Linked DNA regions of Homo sapiens: region 1 is linked to region 2. The links are chromatin contacts, found by Hi-C or POLR2A ChIA-PET in ENCODE. All regions are on one chromosome and are shown on one strand. Each heading gives the region's core, a stretch centred on a gene start or an enhancer-like site at or near the end of the contact. The rest is flanking DNA. Distances are from core to core; before and after follow the strand shown.

Region 1 (4,680 bases), core at 1,379-3,878, 180 kb before region 2:
AGGCAGCCTCAGGACTGGGGAGGCGGGAGGGCCAGGCAGCCTCAGGACTGGGGAGGCGGGAGGGCCAGGCGGCCTCTGGTGCTGCTGCGTTGCTCCTGTGCAGCCTCGGGGGGCCCCAGGGCATCTGGAGGCATCTGTGAGCGTGTGGGCTGTCCCAGCTGACGTGGGTCCTTTGCTCCACAGGCCACCAGCTTGGGCTCCCCACGGAGGGCAGCAAGTGGGACTTGGGGAACCCGGCTGTCAACCTGTCCACGGTGGCAGTGATGCCCGTGTCAGAGGAAGTGCCCCTCACCGCCTTCGCCCTGGAGCTGGAGCATGCCCTCAGCGCCATCGGTAAGCCTGAGCCTCCCAGCCTCCAGCCATCCTTGGGTTCTGGGCCTGGTGGAGGGCGCCTGCCGGCTGCCCTCTGTCTTCGAGGGGACGCGGCGGTGGGTGGGCAGGGCTCAGTTGGGGTCAGTGTTCGGTAGTGTTTCCAAATTGCTGGCAGCTGTTAAATTTGGGGATTCAAGGGCAAGGAATTGAATTTCCTGAGAACTCTCAAAATTCTAAGTTATTCTATATTCTTTGCAACATTTTATTTACAAGTTTTCATGTGATGATAGGGACCATGATGATAGACAGGAAGTCAGTTTTCTGTGGGTTTAAGGTTATGCTAAAAATTTCAGTGTTGTCTTGGCAAAATAATGCAATAATAATGAATGCGGTCGGGCGCGGTGGCTCATGCTTGTAATCCCAGCACTTTGGGAGGCCGAGGTCAGGAGTTCAAGACCAGCCTGGCCAACATGGTAAAACTCCATCTCTACTAGAAATACGAAAATTAGCTGGGCGTGGTGGTGCGCATCTGTAATCCCAGCTACTGGGGAGGCTGAGTCAGGAGAATCGCTTGAACCCGGGAGATAGAGGTTGCAGTGAGCCAAGATCACACACCATTGCACTCCAGCCTGGGCGACAGAGCAAGATTCTGTCTCAAATAATAATAATAATAAATGCAATGAATGTTGTATAATTATTATAAAACAATATATTGTGACAAGAGTATTTCAGAACCATGTGAAAATGCTCCCTCCTGATACAGACATTTGGTAATAGAAAACAATACATTCAAAAAATTTATAATATAGAAAGATGCTACTATAAACATCGAATACTTATAAGTTATTCTCAGCCACGTGCGGTGGCTCATGCCTGTAATCCCAGCACTTTGGGAGGCCGAGGCGGGTGGATCACTTGAGGTCAGGAGTTCTAGACAAGCCTGGCCAACATGGTGAAACCCCGTTTCTACTAAAAATACAAAAATTAGCTGGGCGTGGTGGTGGAAATGCCTGTAATCCCAGCTATGTGGGAGGCTGAGGCAGGAGAATCGCTTGAACCCAGGAGGTAGAGGTTGCAGTGAGCCTAGATCGCACCACTGCACTCCAGCGTGGGTGACAGAGCAAGACTCTATCTCAAAAATAAATAAATGAAAGTTACTCTCAAAACAAAATTTTAAAACACATAAAGCATGGATTGCCTTGTCTGATGGCCTTGACCGTCGTTACATGACACATATTCCCAGTATATGCAGAAAATCTTACTCATTTCCGGTGACATCAGTCAGAGTATTCCAGGTATGTCCAAAAACATCTTCGAGTTGTACGGTGGAGCTGTCCCGCGTCACATAAACTAGTTCCCTTTAGAAACATCTTCGAGTTGTGCGGTGGAGCTGTCCCACGTCACATAAATTAGTTCCCTTTAAAAAACACTTTTTAAGCCAGGCGTGGTGGCTCACGCCTGTAATCCCAGCACTTGGGGAGGCTGAGGTGGGAGGATCACTTGAGGTCAGGAGTTCGAGACCGGCCTAGCCAATATGTTGAAACCCCGTCTCACTAAAAACACAAAAATTAGCCAGGCTTGTTGGCAGGCTCCTGTAGTCCCAGCTACCAGGGAGGCTGAGGCAGGAGAATCGCTTGACCCCGGGAAGTGGAGGTTGCAGTGAGCTGAGATGGTGCCACTGCACTCCAGCCTGGGCAACAGAGTAAGACTCCGTGTCAAAACAAAAACAAACAAAAAACCCACTTTATTTTGAAATAATTATAGGATCGGAGAAATTGTGGAATAGTAAAGAGAGACCCCATGTGCCCTTCGCCAGGGCTCCTTCACGGGCAGCGCCTTAGGGGGTAACATCGAGGCCGGGACGTTGGCGTTTACGCCATCTGTAGACCCCTTGGGCCCCAGCAGCCCGTCCGTGCCCTCCTGGGTGTGTGTGGTGCAGTGTGGTGTGGGTGCCGTTTCTGTGACCTGCACCACACGGGGCCACTCTGTCACGGAGGAGACCCTGCAGGTGGCTGCCATGTTGTCACCCAGCACCCCGGCTTGCCGGCAGCCCTGGATCTGTTCTCGATCTCTATAATTTTGTCATTCTGAGAAAGTGATGGAAATGGAACCACACGGTGTAGCCTCTGCAGACGGCCTTCTCCCACTCAGTCACGTGCACGCAAAGTTCCTCCTGGCCTTTTCCTGGCCTGGAGCTCAGTTCTTTTTGGTGCTGAGTCATCGTCCGCTGCCTGGACGCACCACAGTTGATCTGTTCATCTACTGGAGGGCATTTGGCTGCTTCCAGGATTTGGCAATTATGAGTGAAGCTGCTGTAAACACCTGTGTGCGTGCTTCTGTGTGGACAGAGGTTTTCAGTTCCTTTGGGTAAACACCAAGGAGCATGATTGCTGGATCCTGTGGTCGGAGTATGTTTAGTTGTAGAAGAAACCACCAAGCTGACTTCCAGTGAGGCTGCACCAGGCTGCAGTCCCACAGCAGTGAGCAGGTTTCGGCTGCTGCACATCGCACCAGCATTGGGCTGGATTTTCAGCTCAGAGCTGTCTCTTGAGCCCAGGGGGCATTCTAGTTCAGTTGTAAGAGGGGCCCTTATTTTGTGTGCCTCTAAGAAACAAATGTTGCTAGTTAAGGCACGAGACACATTGATCTGATCTCTAGTTGTTGTTTTTTCTGAGATGGAGTCTTGCTCTGTTGTCCAGGCTGGAGTGCAGTGGCGCGATCTCAGCTCACTGCAAGCTCCACCTCCCGAGTTCATGCCATTCTCCTGCCTCAGCCTCCCAAGTAGCTGGGACTACAGGCGCCCGCCACCACACCCAGCTAAGTTTTGTATTTTTAGTAGAGATGGAGTTTCACCGGATCTCCTGACCTCGTGATCCCTTGGCCTCCCAAAGTGCTGGGATTACAGGCGTGAGCCACCGCGCCCAGCCGATCTCTAGCTTTTAATTAGAATTAGACCTCCCTGCTTCCCACACATGGGGCTCTGGGTCCTTTCCCACCCGGCACTGCCAAGCAGCACCCCCTCAGGCTGAGCCCCTCATCTTAGCTTCTCCCCTGAGCCTCTGGTGGCTGTGATGCCAGGGCTGACACTGGCGCCCCTGGTTGAGAAGGGCCCTGACAGCCGTGCCCATGTGGAAGATGCATACGAACAGGCATGTCAACACTGGGGACCCTGGCCTCTTGGCGTCTGGCACCTCGATGATCTGGGTTTTGGAAATTACGTTATCTCCCATCGCACAGCCTTCCCTGCCCTGCACACGTGGCAGGACACAGAGATTCCACTGCTGCTCGTGCTGGAGGGGACCGAGGCTCAGAGAGGCTACCCGAGGCCTCCTTCAGGGCAGATGGGAGGTAGCATCAGGCCACAGGCCCTTCCCCACTGGCAGGTGAAGAAGGCTTGGCAGTTGTGCTCAAGGGGAGCAGACCTTGGGGTTGGGGAGTGGACTCTCACTGCCTTCCTCCTCCTTGGTGCCTGGCTGGGCGTCGGTGCCTGGCTCGGCGTCGGTACCTTGCTGGGTGTCGGTGCCTTGTTGGCGTTGGAGGTGGGCTGCCCAGGCAGGCTCCGTTACTGGTGGTGGTGTTTTCAGGCCCGACCCTGCTGCTGACTAGTGACAACATAAAACGGCGCCTTGGCTCCGCTGCCCTGGACAGGTGCGTGCCGCCAGCCCCGACTCCTTCCTCCCAGCCGGCCCAACGCAGCCCTGAGATGTGTCCCCACTGTGTCCACATCCAGCATCTGCACTGCAGCGTGCTCCTCGTCCAGCACACTGTGGTGTGAGGGCTGATGACGTGACTCCCTTCACTGGACACACTGGGCAGCGCTGACCTGCTGGGCACTGTCAGGCCTCCCAGGGGACCCCAGCCCCCGCTTCCCGCCTGGGCAGCCCCGGGTCTCACTCTCCCCAGCCTGCCCCTCAACGAGCCTCAGCCTCTGGGCTTAACTGCAGCCTCTGCGTGACTGCCTAGGCCCTGAATAACTCACTGCGAACTAGCGATGGCAGGAAGTGCTGGGCAGGGAGGGGAAGGGGCAGCGGCTGGTGCTGGCCTCTGCTGCCTCTTTGCCCCGGGGACATGTGCTAAGAGTGCCAGGCCCCTGCGGAGTAGTGAGGTACTCCCTCTGCGTGCTGCAGTGTTCACGAGTACCGGCTGTCCAGCTGGCTGGGGCAGCAGGAGGACACCCACAGGATCGTGCTCTACCAGGCAGATGGCACGCTCACACCCTGGACCCAGCGCTGCGTGCGCCAGGCCGACTGCATCCTCATCGTGGGCCTGGGTGACCAGGAGCCCACAGTGGGCGAGGTGAGCACGGGGAGGGCCGGTGGAGCTGGGGAGAGCCCTCTCTTCAGAACCTCCTGTTTCTCTTTTCCTTTG
Region 2 (4,806 bases), core at 1,618-4,117:
TGCTTAGCGCCTTTAAGGTGGCCGCAGGCCTCGGCCCAGCTCTGGCCAGCTGCCCCTTCTGCGCTGTCCTCCCTGGGCCCTCCCAGGCGGGCCGGCCACCCCGCACAGACCTCCCTCCCCATGTTGCCCACTGCTCTGAGCCTCCAGGGAAGGAAGGAAAGGGGGTGCATGCAAAGAGAAGGGGCCCCACCATTGCCTTCTGGGGGCAGGTGGGTTACAGGCAGGGCACCCCCGGGGCCAGCATCCTCAGGACAGGCAGGGGAGGAAGGACAGGGCCCAGCTGCACAGTCGGAGCTGAGCCTGTTGCCAGGTCCCAGGGCAGGGCCTCCCAGACAGCAGAAGGCTCCAAGCAACACCGGCAAACACCAGGGGGTCCTCTCGAGCACAAGTACTGGGTGGCTGGAGGTGGACCCCCGTGTCCCAGCATTTGGAACAGATGTCCACCTTTTGGATGTCCCTCAGCAAACATTCGGGAAGTGCTGACTCAGAGCTGTTGCCCCCCCGGCCCCTCCCCCCTTCCCATCCTCAAATGGAGCAGCTTCAGGGCCGTGGGTGTGCCCAGGGGAGCTGGGAGCCACGGTGGAGGAGCAGGAGCCAGGGCCACTCAGCGAACTCCCTGTGGGCAGTGTGGTGTGGCCAGCCTCTGAGTCCCACAGATGAGCCTGGGTACCTGCCTTGGGCCACAGCCACACTGCCGTGGCAGGCCCCACCACCTCTGCCTGACCCCGCTCTGGACCCCGGGCAGGGGGTAGGTTCCCGCCCTGCAGGGCCGCCACACCAGCCTCACTGTGCCTGCCGGGGCGCCCGCACCGCCTGGCCCTCGCCAGGGGCCGCTGCCGATTTCACGCCCGTGGCGGGGCCCCGCGTTCCCACACCGAGCTCACACAGGGCCCCTTTGTTTGCCGCCGCCACGGATGCCGACGGCACTTTCTCCCAGGCCCTGCTCCTGGCCCACAGCATAGCCAAATGCCTTCTCCAGGCCCGGCTTGAGCCCACCTGGGCTTCGGCCTGTTTGCAAACCACCCACCCTCCAGGGGAGGCCCTGTGCCTGTTGAGCACCAAGGGCTCTGCCCACCCCCCAGTCATGCCCTCTGCCTCTTGCCAGTCTAGCCTGGCTGGGCCCTGGGCATATGCACAAAATCCATCAATGCCCAGGACAGAGCTCCTGCCCTCCTGACAGTGAGCTCAGAGCACCCTGCACACCCAGCCCTGGTCTGAGGTCCAGAGACACAGCCAGCACCAGGGACCAGCAGGCAGCCCAGCGGCTCCCCCTCCTTAAGAGGCCAAAGGTGCCCAGCAGAGCACGGCAGGCCAGGCCATGCCATCCCTGCCCCGGGCCTGGGCTCCACAGCGCCCATCTCTGTTCTGCTGGGGGCCTACTCCGGGACTCCACTGTGTCCTCACCTGCATATTGGGGAGCACCCCTCCACCCTCCGTGGCCCCCTTGAGAGCTCCTGGGAGAAGCAGTGAGGCCCAAAGGAGAGAGCTGAACAGAACCAGCGGGATCACGGCCCCAGGAAGACCAGAGCGAGCTCTGAGCTGTGCCTTTGAGGGACAGAGGTTCCCAGCCCACCAGGAGGACCCCAGGGCCTCAGGACCCTGCTCCGGTCAGCCAGGGTCTGTCCCGAAGGGAGCCTGCCCAGTTTTTCCTGCCAGTATGGGCACAGCATGGGGTGGGGACACACCCCTGTGGGGAGCCGGATGTGGGGACATGGAGCTGGTGGGCGGAAGCCTCCTCAGACAAGGCCTGGCATGGGGGTCTCCCCAGCCCGAGCTCAGAGCTGCCTGCGCGGAATTCCCGGCTTGGCTTCAGAAGGAATTCAAGCCCCAGCCTGCCTGGCCTCCTGCTCCGCGCCTGAGAATCACTCCTCCTTAATTTCCAACGACCACAGCGAGTTGTAAACTGTAAAACTCTAATGAGGAAATGCGCTGTGCTTCCCCTGCTAGTGCCTCCCGGTCAATTGTTAGAGTGGTCAATAAAAATGGGTTTTACAGTTTGGAAGCCAGGCGTTTCAGAATTCCCTTCTGGCCCTGGCGCCACACCTAGCCCTGCTCACCTGGGCAGGACCTATGTGTCCCGCATGCTGGTGCGTGGGCAGCAGAGGGAGGCAGGCCGCGGTCCCGACCCTCCCGCTGCGCCCCGGCCCGGGGCTTCCTCCCGAGAGGACAGCGGAACCCCCTTCACCGCCAGGCGATAGAAGCCGCGGTGGCCGGCCGGAGGCCCCTCGCATCAGTACGGTTGGGGCACACATAGGCTGAGCCGGCGGCCATGAGGCTGCCCGCGCGCGGGAAGGACCCGCGTGGCTGAAGGCCCCACGTCAGGGCCTGGAGTTGCCACCCGCGTGGACGGTGAGCCCGGAGGCGCGGGCTGGCCGGGGTCGCCGCGCGCCTCTCCGCTCAGAGGGGTCTCTCCTTCGCCACGGGCCTGAGATGCCCGCGAACCCCCTGCCCGGGAGAGGCCGCCCTCGGGGCCACCTGGCGGTCGCGCTCGGGTACCGGGCAAGGCCTGGGTCTGGCTGCTGAGGGAGCTTGGAATTCCCCGGGTGGCCGGAGGGAGAAGGGGCGGGACGACCGCAAAGAGACGCGGAGCGCCCGGGGGGCGCGCGGACGGCGGCGGCGACGGAGCTGGACCCCCCCGGCGGCCACCTGGCCTCCCCCGCCCAGGCGCTGCCGGCGACCAGCGCCCCCTGCCGCGAAGCGCGCCGCCGCCGGGACCCGCCCCCGGACCCCTGCGCACGGCACCGCCCACGCCCCGCCCCCATGTGGGCGCGGCCCAATCCCGGGGCCGCCGGCGCGCGCGTCACGGGCTGCCATTGTTATGCAAATATAAAGAAGGTAAAAGGCGCCCCGGCGCGGCGGGCGAGCTAGTGCTGCGGCGCGTGGGGAGGCGCCTTGGGACCGCGTGGGAGCCGCAGCCGAACCGAGTAGGGACCGGGACCGCGCGGCGCCGCCGTCCCCGGCCGGGCCCGGCCCCCGCGAGCCGAGCGCGCGCCCCCGTCGCCCACCCGGGCGCGGCTGGATGCGGCGGGGTCCCCGCGGCGGCGACCCCCGGCCCCGAGCGCCCGGAGCGCCCAGAGGCGGCGTGCGGGGCCCGGGGACGCCGCGCCCTCCATGCGCCGAGGCGCGCCCCGAGACAGCCGGGGGCCCGCGCCGCAGCCGCCGCCCGCGCTGAGCCCCGGCCCGGCCCGCGGCCCGCGCCCGGCGGCAGCATGAGCCAGGCCGAGCTGTCCACCTGCTCCGCGCCGCAGACGCAGCGCATCTTCCAGGAGGCTGTGCGCAAGGGCAACACGCAGGAGCTGCAGTCGCTGCTGCAGAACATGACCAACTGCGAGTTCAACGTGAACTCGTTCGGGCCCGAGGGCCAGACGGCGCTGCACCAGTCGGTCATCGACGGCAACCTGGAGCTCGTGAAGCTGCTGGTCAAGTTCGGCGCCGACATCCGCCTGGCCAACCGCGACGGCTGGAGCGCGCTGCACATCGCCGCGTTCGGTGGCCACCAGGACATCGTGCTCTATCTCATCACCAAGGCGAAGTACGCGGCCAGCGGCCGGTGATGCCCGCCGGGACCCCGGACCCCGGCCCTGCGCCCGCGTCGTCTCTGCTGTACCTTCCCGCCAACTACCTCGGTGCGCGCCCGGCTCGCAGGCCCCGCCAGAAGGCCCGTGGCCACGGCGAATACGGCGCGTGCGTCCCGGCCCCAGGGTCCGGCAGCCCCGCCGGCCGAGCGCCTCCCTGCGGCCTAGCCGGGCCCGGCCGGGCCGGAGCAGCTTCCCACGGCCCCCACCCGCTCGCCTGCCCGCCGCCTCGCGGGTGGGGGCGGGGCGCGGGCTCCAGCCCCTTTTGAAATTTGAGTCTCGCAACCAGCAAGTTCGGAATCCCGAGATACCGGATCCTCTGCGCAAAATGTTTTCTCCCGAAGGTGAAAGGCGGGCGGCGGGAGCCGAAGGCGGACTCGGAGCGCTCCGCCGCCGCCTTCAGGACCCGCCCGCAGGCCCGGGACGCGCCGATGCCGGCTGCAGCCGAGGAGCAGCCCCGAGGTCCGAGGTCCGCGCCGCTGGCGCGCGGCCGAGGAGACGCTCGGCTGTTCGCTGTTGCTGGTGTTCTAAACTATTTATCTTGTGTGTGTACATTTGTGGGTGGAGTTTGTGCGCCTGGTTTTTTTGTTTGGAAAACACTGCGTGGTCAATGTGGTTATGGGGGGGAGTGATGCATTTTTTTCTAGTCTTAAAACTAAAAACTTGAGTCTACCATTTCTTGGTTGCACTGAAAATACCGCCCAGCCTGATGGTGTTCCCGTGCTGTCCCTCCCCCTTCCCTTCTCCCCGCGTCTACCTCCCCACCCCGTTCTGTTCCCCCTCCCTCCTTCTCCCTCTCCCTCAAATCCGTGAGTTTTGGAAGCCCCAGGGCCTCTCTCCCCCGCCCCTCCTGGATGAGGCCACCATCCCCCAAACCGGCTTGTTTTGCAGTTTCCCCAGGATCCTGGAAGCTCGCTGGCGCTCGAGGGTGGCGGGGACACGGGGGGGTGGGTGAAGGTTCGTTACCTTTTCTAGTGCGTTCTATCATAGTTAACGGTTGCACACTTTTTTAAAAAAAGTAAATGGATTTGCCACAATTAAATGTCATAACATTTATGACAGAATATAAAATATTAACATATTTTAAGCCAAGTTTTAGGTGTATTTTTTGAATCTTGGTTATAAACCCAATTTTAAAGGGCGATGTATCCAGCGTTGTGAAGGCAACAGAGTGTACCCATATTTATATTTTTATAAAATACCTATAAGACTGTGAATCTCTTGTGCTAAT

The links. A loop is a pair of places that touch in the nucleus more often than their neighbours do. ChIA-PET counts read pairs that join two places held with the same protein, here RNA polymerase II (POLR2A). Pooled maps may share reads with other maps.
Region 1: a loop to region 2 is called in a pooled map, with 2.0 times the contacts of the local background. The contact joins the enhancer-like site here to the promoter of NRARP in region 2. A Hi-C loop is called at or near these places in 1 of 50 pooled maps. POLR2A ChIA-PET finds 5 or more read pairs at or near these places in 2 of 52 experiments (HEK293 and MCF 10A).

The regions. Positions count from the first base shown.
Region 1 is chr9:137,480,240-137,484,919 of GRCh38, reverse strand. PNPLA7 (patatin like domain 7, lysophospholipase) reads left to right here. Exons shown (of 35, transcript NM_001098537.3): 21 at 184-333; 22 at 3,897-3,960; 23 at 4,440-4,608. Among named protein-coding and RNA genes, the nearest start is that of NSMF, 23 kb to the right of the region's middle. RefSeq lists an enhancer at 632-1,831. Within about 2 kb of position 2,628, at least 9 of the 41 ENCODE cell types and tissues checked have a DNase peak (open chromatin) inside an H3K27ac peak, as active enhancers do.
Region 2 is chr9:137,300,332-137,305,137 of GRCh38, reverse strand. NRARP (NOTCH regulated ankyrin repeat protein) reads left to right here and starts at 2,867. Exons shown (of 1, transcript NM_001004354.3): 1 at 2,867-4,806. The coding sequence starts at 3,210. The coding sequence ends at 3,554. RefSeq lists silencers at 2,308-2,947, 3,630-3,709, 3,780-3,839, 3,960-4,009 and an enhancer at 2,650-3,568.